2 separate regions of the Homo sapiens genome follow, and region 2 is linked to region 1. Evidence: chromatin contacts called from ENCODE POLR2A ChIA-PET data. All regions are on one chromosome and are shown on one strand. Each heading gives the region's core, a stretch centred on a gene start or an enhancer-like site at or near the end of the contact. The rest is flanking DNA. Distances are from core to core; before and after follow the strand shown.

What was found. ChIA-PET counts read pairs that join two places held with the same protein, here RNA polymerase II (POLR2A).
Region 2: POLR2A ChIA-PET joins it to region 1 with 12 read pairs in CD4-positive, alpha-beta T cell. The contact joins two enhancer-like sites. POLR2A ChIA-PET finds 5 or more read pairs at or near these places in 4 of 52 experiments (CD4-positive, alpha-beta T cell, H1, HepG2 and 1 more).

The regions. Positions count from the first base shown.
Region 1 is chr16:15,917,373-15,922,616 of GRCh38, reverse strand. All of the region lies in intron 1 of LOC107984869 (a long non-coding RNA gene), which reads left to right. Among named protein-coding and RNA genes, the nearest start is that of ABCC1, 30 kb to the left of the region's middle. Within about 2 kb of position 2,421, at least 4 of the 41 ENCODE cell types and tissues checked have a DNase peak (open chromatin) inside an H3K27ac peak, as active enhancers do.
Region 2 is chr16:16,047,108-16,052,351 of GRCh38, reverse strand. It overlaps ABCC1 (ATP binding cassette subfamily C member 1 (ABCC1 blood group)), which reads right to left. Exons shown (of 31, transcript NM_004996.4): 10 at 4,049-4,210. Among named protein-coding and RNA genes, the nearest start is that of ABCC1, 100 kb to the right of the region's middle. Within about 2 kb of position 2,056, at least 6 of the 41 ENCODE cell types and tissues checked have a DNase peak (open chromatin) inside an H3K27ac peak, as active enhancers do.

The sequences.
Region 1 (5,244 bases), core at 1,172-3,671:
AATTTTCATGTAATATTAAAAAACAGTAAAAAAATGTTTCTTTGCAGGAGGGACAGATTCAGTTAGCCTCATACTGTCTTTATTGGGTCTTGTTTAAAACACTGAGTCTCACATCTGTTAAAAAATAAGTCTTTGCCTCTTGAAAATTTTTGAGTTATCGGCTGGGCGCGGTGGCTCACGCCTGTAATCCCAACACTTTGGGAGGCCAAGGCAGGTGGGTCCCTTGAGGTCGGGAGTTCGAGACCACCCTGGCCAACACAGTGAAACCCCATCTCTACTAAAAGTACAATAATTTGCTGGGCATGGTTGTGGGCACCTGTAATTCCAGCTACTCAGGAGGCTGAGGCAGGAGGATTGCTTGAACCCAGGAGGTGGAGGTTGCAGTGAGCTGAGATCACGCCACTGTACTCCAGACTGAGCGACAGAGAGAGACCCTGTCTCAAAAAAAAAAAAAAAAAAAAAAAAGTTGAAATCATACAAAGTACTTTTGGCCGGGTGCGGTGGCTCACACCTGTAATCCCAGCACTTTGGGAGGCCGAGGCAGGCGGATCACCTGAGGTCAGGAGTTTGAGACCAGCCTGGCCAACATGGTGAAACCGCATATCTATTAAAAATACAAAAAGTAGCTGGGTGTGGTGGCGGGTGCCTATAATCCCAGCTACTTGGGAGACTGAGGCAGGAGAATTGCTTGAACCCGGGAGGCGGAGGTTGCAGTGAGCTGAGATCAGGCCATTGCACTCCAGCCTGGGCGACAGAGTGAGACCCTGCCAAAAAAAAAAAAAAAAAGTAATTTCTTCAACCACAACAGAATAAAACTAGAAATCAACAAGAGAAAGAAAATTTTTAGATTCACAAATATACGATTATGTAGAAATTAACATAAACAATGAGTAAAATAAGACATCATAAAAAAATTTTTAAATATTTTGAGATGAATGAAAAAGCAGTACAACTTACCAAAACTTATGAGATGCAGCAAAGACAATGCTCAGAGGGAAATTTATAGCTGTAGTCACCTACATCAAAAATGAAAGAGGGTGGGCGCAGTGGCTCACGCCTGTAATCCCAGCACTTTGGGAGGCTGAGGCGGGTGGATCACCTGAGGTCAGGAGTTCAAGACCAGCCTGACCAACATGGAGAAACCCCATCTCCACTAAAAAGACAAAATTAGCTGGGCATGGTGGCACATGCCTGTAGTCCTTGCTACCTAGGAGGCTGAGGCAGGTGGATCACTCGAACCCATGAGGCGAAGGTTGTGGTGAGCTGAGATCGTGCCATTGCACTCCAGCCTAGGCAACAAGAGTGAAACTCCATCTCAAAAAAAAAAAAAAAAAAATGAACACTTGAGGCCAGGAGTTTGAGACCAGCCTCAGTAATATAGCGAGACCCTATCTGTATGAAAAATACAAATAAAAAATCTAGCCAGGCATCGTGGCACATGCCTGTGATCTCAGCTACTTGGGAGGCTGAGGCAGGAGGATCACTTGAGCCCAGGAGTTTGAGGCTGCAGTGAGCCATGATTGCACCACTACACTCCAGCTTGGACAACAGAGCAAGACCTTGTCTCAAGCAAAAAAAGAAAGACAGATCTCAAATAAATAATACATTCTTCCACCTTATGGGATTAGAAAAAGATCAAACTATGCCGAAAGCAAGCAGCAGCAAAAAAACAATAAAAATTACAGTGAAGATAAATAAAATATAGTATTCTATAAAAGCAATAGAGTCAACAAAACCAAAAACTGGTTCTTTAACAAATCAGCAAAATTGCTAAACTTTTGGAAATACTGATGCCCCCAGAAGAAGAATGGAGATGGCCCAAACCACTAAAATCAGGAACCAAAGATTACTACAACCCTTACAAAAATAAAAGATTATAAGAGAATACTATAAACAATGACATGTCAATTAATTGAATACACCTGGAAGAAATGTACAAATTTCTAGAAACACACAAATTACCAAGACTAACCCAAGAAAAACTAGGAAGTCGGAATAGATCTATAACAAGGAAAGAGATGGAATTGGTAACAATTTTTTAAAGTTCCGTAAGGAAAAGCTCAGGACCCGATGGCTCCATTGGTGAATTCTACCAGGTATTTGAATAATTAAGGCCAATTCTTATTAAAATCTTCCCAAAACTAGAAGAGGAGGCAACATTTCTGACCCACTCTATGAGGCCAGCATTACCCTGATACCAAAGCCACACAATGACATTACAGGAAAAGGAAACTATAGACCAATGTCCCTTATAAATATAGATGCAGAAATCCTAAAGAAAATACTAGCAAATCAAATCCAGCAGCATAGAAACATATTATACATATGTGTTAACAGATGAGACTTATCCCAAGAATGTAAGGGTGATTCATTATAAGAAAATCAGGGCAGGGCGCAGTGGCTCACAACTGTAGTCCCAGCTACTTGGCATGCTGAGGTGAGAGAATCACTTGAGCTGGGGAGGTTGAGGCTGCGGTGAACCATGTTTGTGCCACTGCACCCCACCCTGGGTGACAAAGTGAGACCCTGTCTCAAAAAAGAAAAAACTCAGCCAGGCACGGTAGTGCACGCCTGTATTCCCAGCACTTTTGGCAGACCGAGGCAGGTGGACCATTTGAGGTAAAGAGTTCAAGATCAGCCTGGCCAACACGGTGAAACCCCGTCTCTACTAAAAATACAAAAAATAAAAATAAATTAGCTGGGCGTGGTGACACACGCCTGTAATGCCAGGTGTTAGGGAGGCTGAGGTAGGAAAATTGCTTGAACCCAGGAGATGGAGGTTGCAGTGAGCCGAGATCATGCCACTGCACTCCAGCCTGGGAGACTGAGTGAGTCTCCATCTCAAAATAAGTAAATAAATAAATAAATAAATAAATAAATGTTATTCACAACATTAATAGAATTAAGGGATAATGTAGAAAACAGCCTTTGACAAAACCCAACACCTTTTCAGGATTTAAAACAAAACAAAACAAAACAACAACAACAACAACAAAGAATACTGAAATAATAAAGACCAGAAGAGAACTTCTTCAACAGGATAAAGGGCATATATAAAAAACTTACACCAGGCCAGGCAAGGTGACTCACTCCTGTAACCCCAGTACTTTGGGAAGATTGCTTGAGCCTAGAAGTTTGAGACCAGCCTGGGCAACATAGTGAGACGCTGGCTCTATTTATTTATTTATTTTTATTTATTTATTTTTTGAGACGGAGTCTCGCTCTGTCGCTCAGGCTGGAGTGCGGTGGCATGATCTCGTCTCACTGCAAGCTCCACCTCCTGGGTTCAGGCCATTCTCCTGCCTCAGCCTCCCGAGTATCTGGGACTACAGGCGCCCACCACCACGCCCGGCTAATTTTTTTTTTGTATTTTAGTAGAGATGGAGTTTCACTGTGTTAACCAGGATGGTCTCTATCTCCTGACCTCGTGATCCGCCTGCCTCGGCCTCCCAAAGTGCTGGGATTACAGGCTGAGCCAGCGTGCCCGGCCTGCTGTTTCTATTTATAGAAAGAAAGAAAAAGAAGGAAGAGAGAAAGAAGGAAGGAAGGAAGGAAGGAAAGAAGGAAGGAAGGAGAAAGAAAGAAAGGAAGAGACTTACACCATATGCAACAGTGAAAGGCTTACAAATTTAAAGATTTCCCCACAAAGACCAGGAACAACACAAGGATGCCTGCTTTTACCACCTCTTGTCGACATTGCACTTTAATGTTTTATTGATTGATTGATCTATTTTTTATTGATATATGAATGGATTTTTTTTCTTTTTTTATTATACTTTAACTTCTACAATACATTTGCACGACGTTGCACGACGTGCAGGTTTGTAACATAGGTATACATGTGCTATGTTGGTTTGCTGCACCCATCAACTCGACATTTACATTAGGTATTTGTCCTAATGCTCTCCCTCCCCGCCCCCACTACCCCCAACAGGCCCCAATATGTGAAGTTCCCTGCCCTGTGTCCATGTGTTTTCATTGTTCAATTCCCACCTATGAGTGAAACATGTGGTGGTTGGTTTTCTGACCTTGTGATAGTTTGCTAAGAATGACGGTTTCCAGCTGCATCCATGTCCTTGCAAAGGACATGAACTCATCCTTTTTTATGGCTGCATAGTATTCCGTGGTGTAGATGTGCCACATTCTCTTAATCCAGTCTATCATTAATGGACATTTGGGTGGCTCCAAGTCTTTGCTATTGTGAATAGTGGCACAATAAACATATGTGTGTATGTGTCTTTATAGTAGCATGATTTATAATCCTTTGGGTATATACCCAGTGAAGGGATTGCTGGGTCAAATGGTATTTCTGGTTCTAGATCCTTGAGGAATAGCCACACAGTGTGTGGCTATTAAGCAGAATGGTTGAACTAATTTACACTCCCACCAACAGTGTAAAAGCATTCCTATTTCTCCACACCCTCTCCAGCATCTGTCGTTTCCTCACTTTTTAATGATCACCGTTCGAACTGGCGTGAGATGGTATCTCATTGTGGTTTTGATTTGCATTTCTCTGATGACCAGTGATGATGAGCATTTTTTCATGTGTCTGTTGGCTGCATAAATGTCTTCTTTTGAGAAGTGTCTGTTCATATCCTTTGCCCACTTTTTGATGGGGTTGTTTGTTTTTTTCTTGTAAATTTGTTTAAGTTCTTTGTAGATTCTGAATACTAGCCCTTTGTCAAATGGGCAGATTGCAAAAGTTTTCTCCCAATCTGTAGATTGCCTGTTCAGTCTGATGATAGTTGCTGACCAGGCTGCAGCATCACAGGTTGATCTTGGACTGCTTCGCTAGCAGTGACCAAGGCTCTGTGGGCGTGCGACCTGCCGAGCCAGGAACGGGAGAGAATCTCCTGGTCTGCCAGTTGCTAAGACCGTGGGAAAAGCACAGTATTTGGATGGAAGTGTACCGTTCCTCCAGGTGCAGTCTGTCACGGCTTCCCTTGCCTAGGAAAGGGAAATCCCCTGAACCCTTGCACTTCCTGGGAAAGGCGACACCCTGCCCTGCTTCAGCTCACCTCTGTGGGCTGCACCCACTGTCCAACCAGTCCCAGTGAGATGAACCAGGTACCTCAGTTGGAAATGCAGAAATCACCTGTCTTCTGTGTTGATCTCGCTGGGAGCTACAGACCGGAGCTGCTCCTATTTGGCCATCTTGGAAGTGACTCATCTATTTTTATTTATTTATTTTTGGAGACCGCTTCTCTCTCTGTCACCCAAGCTAGAATGCAGTGGCACGATCTC
Region 2 (5,244 bases), core at 807-3,306, 130 kb before region 1:
AAAGTAGCTGGGACTACAGGTAAGCATTAGGTCTTGCTACATTGCCCAGGCTGGTCTCCAACTCCTGGGCTCCAGCGATCCTCCCAATTCAGCCTCCCAAGTAGCTGTGACTAGTCACATCACCATGCCCAGCTAATTTTTTTGGTTTTTTGTAAGGACAAGGTCTCACTATGTTACTCAAACTGCTCTCGATCTCCTGGGCTCAAGTGATCCTCCCAACTCAGCCTCCCAAGTAGCTGTGACTACACTCACACCACCATGCCCAGCTATTTTTTTGATTTTTTGTAGAGACAAGGTCTCACTATGTTGCCTAAGCTGGTCTCAAACTCATGGGCTCAAGCGACTTTCCCACCTCTGCCTCCCAAGTAGCTGGGATTACAGGCGCGAGCCATCACACCCAGCTTAGATTTTTAGAAAGGTAATAAGGTAGTAAGCAGAAAAGTGTGAACACGACCACCTGATTGCTTTTCCTGCTTGAAGGCTGCTTACAAGTTTAGCCCTTGGCTAGTGTCTGCATACTTACAGGGTTTCCACCATTAACAGAATTGGGTAGAGTAGCTCAGTGTGCCTCAACTGTTTGTACAAACAATATGGTTTATGCTGAACACCGCTTTCCCTCTGGGAGTCTAGACTTTTGGTATGTGCCAAGCAAAGGCTGCTTATGTGACCTGCCCCTAATACAAACCCAGGAACTGAGCTCCTACCAAGCTTCCCTGGTTGGCAACATTTCACACACATAATCATCATGGTTGCCAGAGAATTAGTGAACCTGTGACTCTGCTGGGGACTCCTGGAAGCCTGCACCTGGCTTCTCTTGAACACCGCCCCATGTGTGCCTTAATTCCTTGCTAATTTTGCTGTATTAACTTATAGCCTTGTGGCCAGGTGCAGTGACTGACACCTGTAATCCCATCACTTTGGGAGGCCAAAGTGGTAAGATAGCTTGAGGGTAGAAGTTCGAGACCAGCCTGGGCAACACAGCAAGACCCCCATTTCTACAAAAAAATAAATAACTTAGCCAGGCATGGTGGCGTGCACCTGTAGTCCCCAGCTAGATGAGATGACAAAGTGGGAAGACTGCTTGAGGCCAAGAATTCAAGGCTGCAGTGAGCTATGATCGCACCACTGCACTCCAGCCTGGGCAACAGAGCAAGACTCTGTCCCTTAAAAAAACAAAAAAAACAATAACAAGAACAAAAAAAAAAGACAGCCCCCACAACAAAGAACTGTCTGGCCCCAAGTGTCAACAGTGCTGAGCTCAAGCAACTACCATCTAAAACAAAACGTGATGTTAGACAATTTTCTTAACGGTTCATAAACCAATCCTGAAGGCAGTTCTAGAACAAATGTTCCAAAAATATTTTTCCCATAGTAGCACTTTTACAAAAGTGGACTCCCCAAGACACCTGCTTGAAAAGACACTTTATTTAGATTTTTTTTTTCTTCTAGAGACAGGGTCTTGCCTTGTCACCCAGGTAGGAGTGCAGTGGTGTGATCCTAGCTTACTGCAGCCTCTGCACTCCTAGGCTCAAGCAATCCTCCTGCCTCAGCCTCCACGGTAGCTGGGACCACAGGTAGGCACCACCATGCCCAGCTAATTTTTTTTTTTTTTTTTTTTTTTTGTAGAGACAGGGTCTCACTATGTTGCCCAGGCTGGTCTCAAACTCCTGGCTTCAAGCAATCCTTCCACCTCAGCCTCCCAAAGTGCAGGGATTACAGGCGCATGCCACCTATATCTGTACCCAGCCTATTAGACAATTAAATTCTGGTGTTTTTTCTGAGTTTTATTATTAGAAACACTTTACTCACCTTCTGCTCTACAAATGTACAAAAAAAAACCAAACTACAGCCAAATAAACCAGTAATTTTTTCTTCTTCCTTTTTCTTTTTTTTGAGACAGAGTCTCGCTCTGTTGCCCAAGCTGGTATGCAGTGGTACAAACTCAGCTCAATACAACCTCCGCCTCCCGGATTCAGGCCATTCTCCTGCCTCAGCCACCCAAGTAGTTGAGATTATAGGCATACACCACCATGCCTGACTAATGTTTATATTTTTAGTAGAGACGGGGTTTTGCCATGTTGGCCAGGCTGCTCTCCTGGCCTCAGATGATCCACCCGCCTTGGCCTCCCAAAGTGTTCAGATCACAAGCATGAGCCATTTCGTCCAGCCCTTCTCTTTCAATAACAGATAATAATTTGAGCTGTGCCCATTATGCATCAGGCCCTGCTGGGGTTGTACCCACAGAAGACACAAAAGTCAGCTGCTATATGTCTGCAAGTAGCTAACATGTTACCCTTCAAAGAGGAGGCAGTACACTGAGCATGCAAAAAAAACAAAACAAAACTATTTCAGGGAGTGGGCTGGGCACGGTGGCTCACGCCTGTAATTCCAACACTTTGGGAGACCACAGAGGGTAGATCACCTGAGGCCAGGAGTTCAAGATCAGCCTAGCCAACATGATCAAACACTGTCTCTACTAAAAATACAAAAAAAAAAGAAAATTTAATGGGCGTGGTGGTGTAAGCCTGTAGTCCCAGCTACTCGGGAGACTGAGGTAGGAGAATTGCTTGAAGCTGGGAGGCAGAGGTTGCAGCGAGCCAAGATGGCACACCACACTCCAGCCTGGGCAACAGAGCGCGACTCCATGTCAAAACAAAAACAAAACAAAAAAAACTATTTCAGAAAGTATTATTAGATGAGTTCCTATACTAAAGTTATTGGGACTCAAAATTCAAAAGAAGAAGTCCATCTAATTGAGAAGGGAGGGTAAATCAATGGAAGTAGTGTTTGTTACAGCCTTGGGGGATGAGCAGGCTTTCATCAATTAGGAAGAAGGAAGGAAAGGTACGTGGCAAAGATCCAGAGGTAGCAAAGCACAAGGCATGTGTTGTGCTATGAGCCTCTTTGCTTATCATTTTATTTTGGGAACTCTCCCTCTCCACATGGAAGGGCTGTCAATCACATCTCTTCTGCCATGGGAGAGGACATGTGACCCAGGCTGGCCAATGAGAGAACTCTGCCTCCTGGGCCACAGTGATTGGTTCACGGGTGTGAATAGGACCAAGCCAGGCTAATCAGAGTGCTCTCTGAGACTGACTCTGGCTGTGCAGAGAAATGCTGCCTTGTCTTTTCTCTGGCACCTTTATCTATCAGGATGTTATCAGCCCAAAGCTACGGAGCCATGTAGGGAAGTACCACTGAGAATGATGTTAACTCAGAGGACAACAGGGCAGTGGGTGAAACTGAGTACTGACAACATTGCTTGATCTCCTGGATCAATCCACACCTGAAGCTAGTCCCCAGATTTCTGAGATACATGCAGCCCCAAAGTTCCCTCTATTTACTTAGGCTACTTTTTTTTTTTTTTGGAATTGGAGTTTCACTCTTGTTGCCCAGGCTGGAGTGCAATGGCCCAATCTCGGCTCACCGCAACCTCCGCCTTCCAGGTTCAAGCAATTCTCCTGTCTCAGCCTCCCAGGTAGCTGGCATTACAGGCATACACCACCACGCCCAGCTCATTTTGTATTTTTAGTAGAGACGGGGTTTCTCCACGTTGAGGCTGGTCTCGAACTCCTGATCTCAGGTGATCTGCCCGCCTCGGCCTCCCAAAGTGCTGGGATTACAGGCGTGAGCCTCTGCAACCGGCCACTTAGGCTACTTTAAGACAGATTTATATCCCTTGCAATTGAGAGAATTTTGACCACCATAATTAGGGACTAATGAATAAGTGAGTCTGGTTAGCGTTTGGGAGGATTCAAGGGGAGAAATATGATGTGTCGTCCATTGTAGGGTAGTTAATTACTGACACTGTCAAGGAAAAGAGAAAATGAAAACGCCATGCCACCAAGGAGAACATCAACCTGACAATTCAGGAAAGGAACAAAATACTGAGGAATTGGTTAACAGGCTGGAAAATAAAATATGAACCACAGCCGGAACTGCCAGGGAGCTCTACATGCCATTACCATCAACACCCACTCCCTCGGCCCACTGCCCACACGTAGAAGTCCCTCCCTGCATGCAAAGGGAAACGGCGTTAAACACACACCAGCCACAGGAGGTAGAGAGCAAGGATGACTTGCAGGGGGGCTGACCAGATCATGTTAATGTACGTGGCCAAGTCCATGAACCTCTGAGCGTCCACAGACATGAGGTTGACAATCTCCCCGACCGTGGAGGATTTTCTGGCTGAATTGGTGATCACCAGGGCCTGTGGGACAAAGGAGAGGGAAGGTGGGTGAGTGTGGCAGCTGAAGAGGCCTGACTCTCCCTCCAGACCCACGGAGAGGAAGGAGACTCTCAGGGGCAGAAATGCCGCAGATCTCTCCTCCTCCCCTCCCGACCTATCTGTCTGCCCAGGACGCCTGTGTCATCTCAAAGCCCACATTCTTATCCGCGGTGCTCAGTGCCTCCCAACCTTGAACTCATCAGTTGGCAAGGGACCCTAGGTGTCCTCGAAACCAGGGCTTCGCATGCTTTAATGTGCACACATGCGGCCGGGTTTTTCTGGGGGGAGTGGTGGGGGGTGGGGGGAGTTGTTTTGGATTCTGCAAGTCTGGGGTGTGGCCTGGGATTCTGCATTTCTACGCTTCCAGGCTGTGTCAGTGCTACTGGTCCCAGATCCCACTGAAGGACTGAGGGTGTGGGCCAGGGTCTCTAATCCTTGGCATTCTTGACATCTGGAGCCAGATAATTCTTTGGGGGGCTGTCCTGCGCACTGTAGGAGTTTTAGCAGCAATACCTGGCCTCGACCCACTACATGCCCTCGCCCCCAGTTGGGACAACCGAAAATGCCCCCAGATATTGCCAAACGTGCCCTGGTGGGGGAAAATGTCCCTAGCCCTCAAACATGATTGCACACTATCACCTCGTGAGTTTTAAAAACACTAAGACATTAGCAGGCGTGGTGATGCATGCCTCTGGGCCCAGCTACGTGGTGGGCTGAGGTGGCAGGATCGTTTGAGCCCAGGAGGTGGAGGCTGCAGTGAGCCAAGATCATGCCACTGCACTCTAGCCTGGGTGACAGAGCGAGACCCTGTCTCAAAACATAAAAATAAATAAAAAACAAAAACAATGACACCTGGGTGCCACCACAGCAATCGCAATTTCACTGGTCTGGTGCAACCTAGGTGTCAGGAAGTTTTTTTGTTTTTTCAGACAGGGTCTCATTCTGTCACACAGGCCGGAATGCAGGGATGCTATCAGGACTCACTGCAGCCTCCAACTCCGGGGCTGAAGTGATTC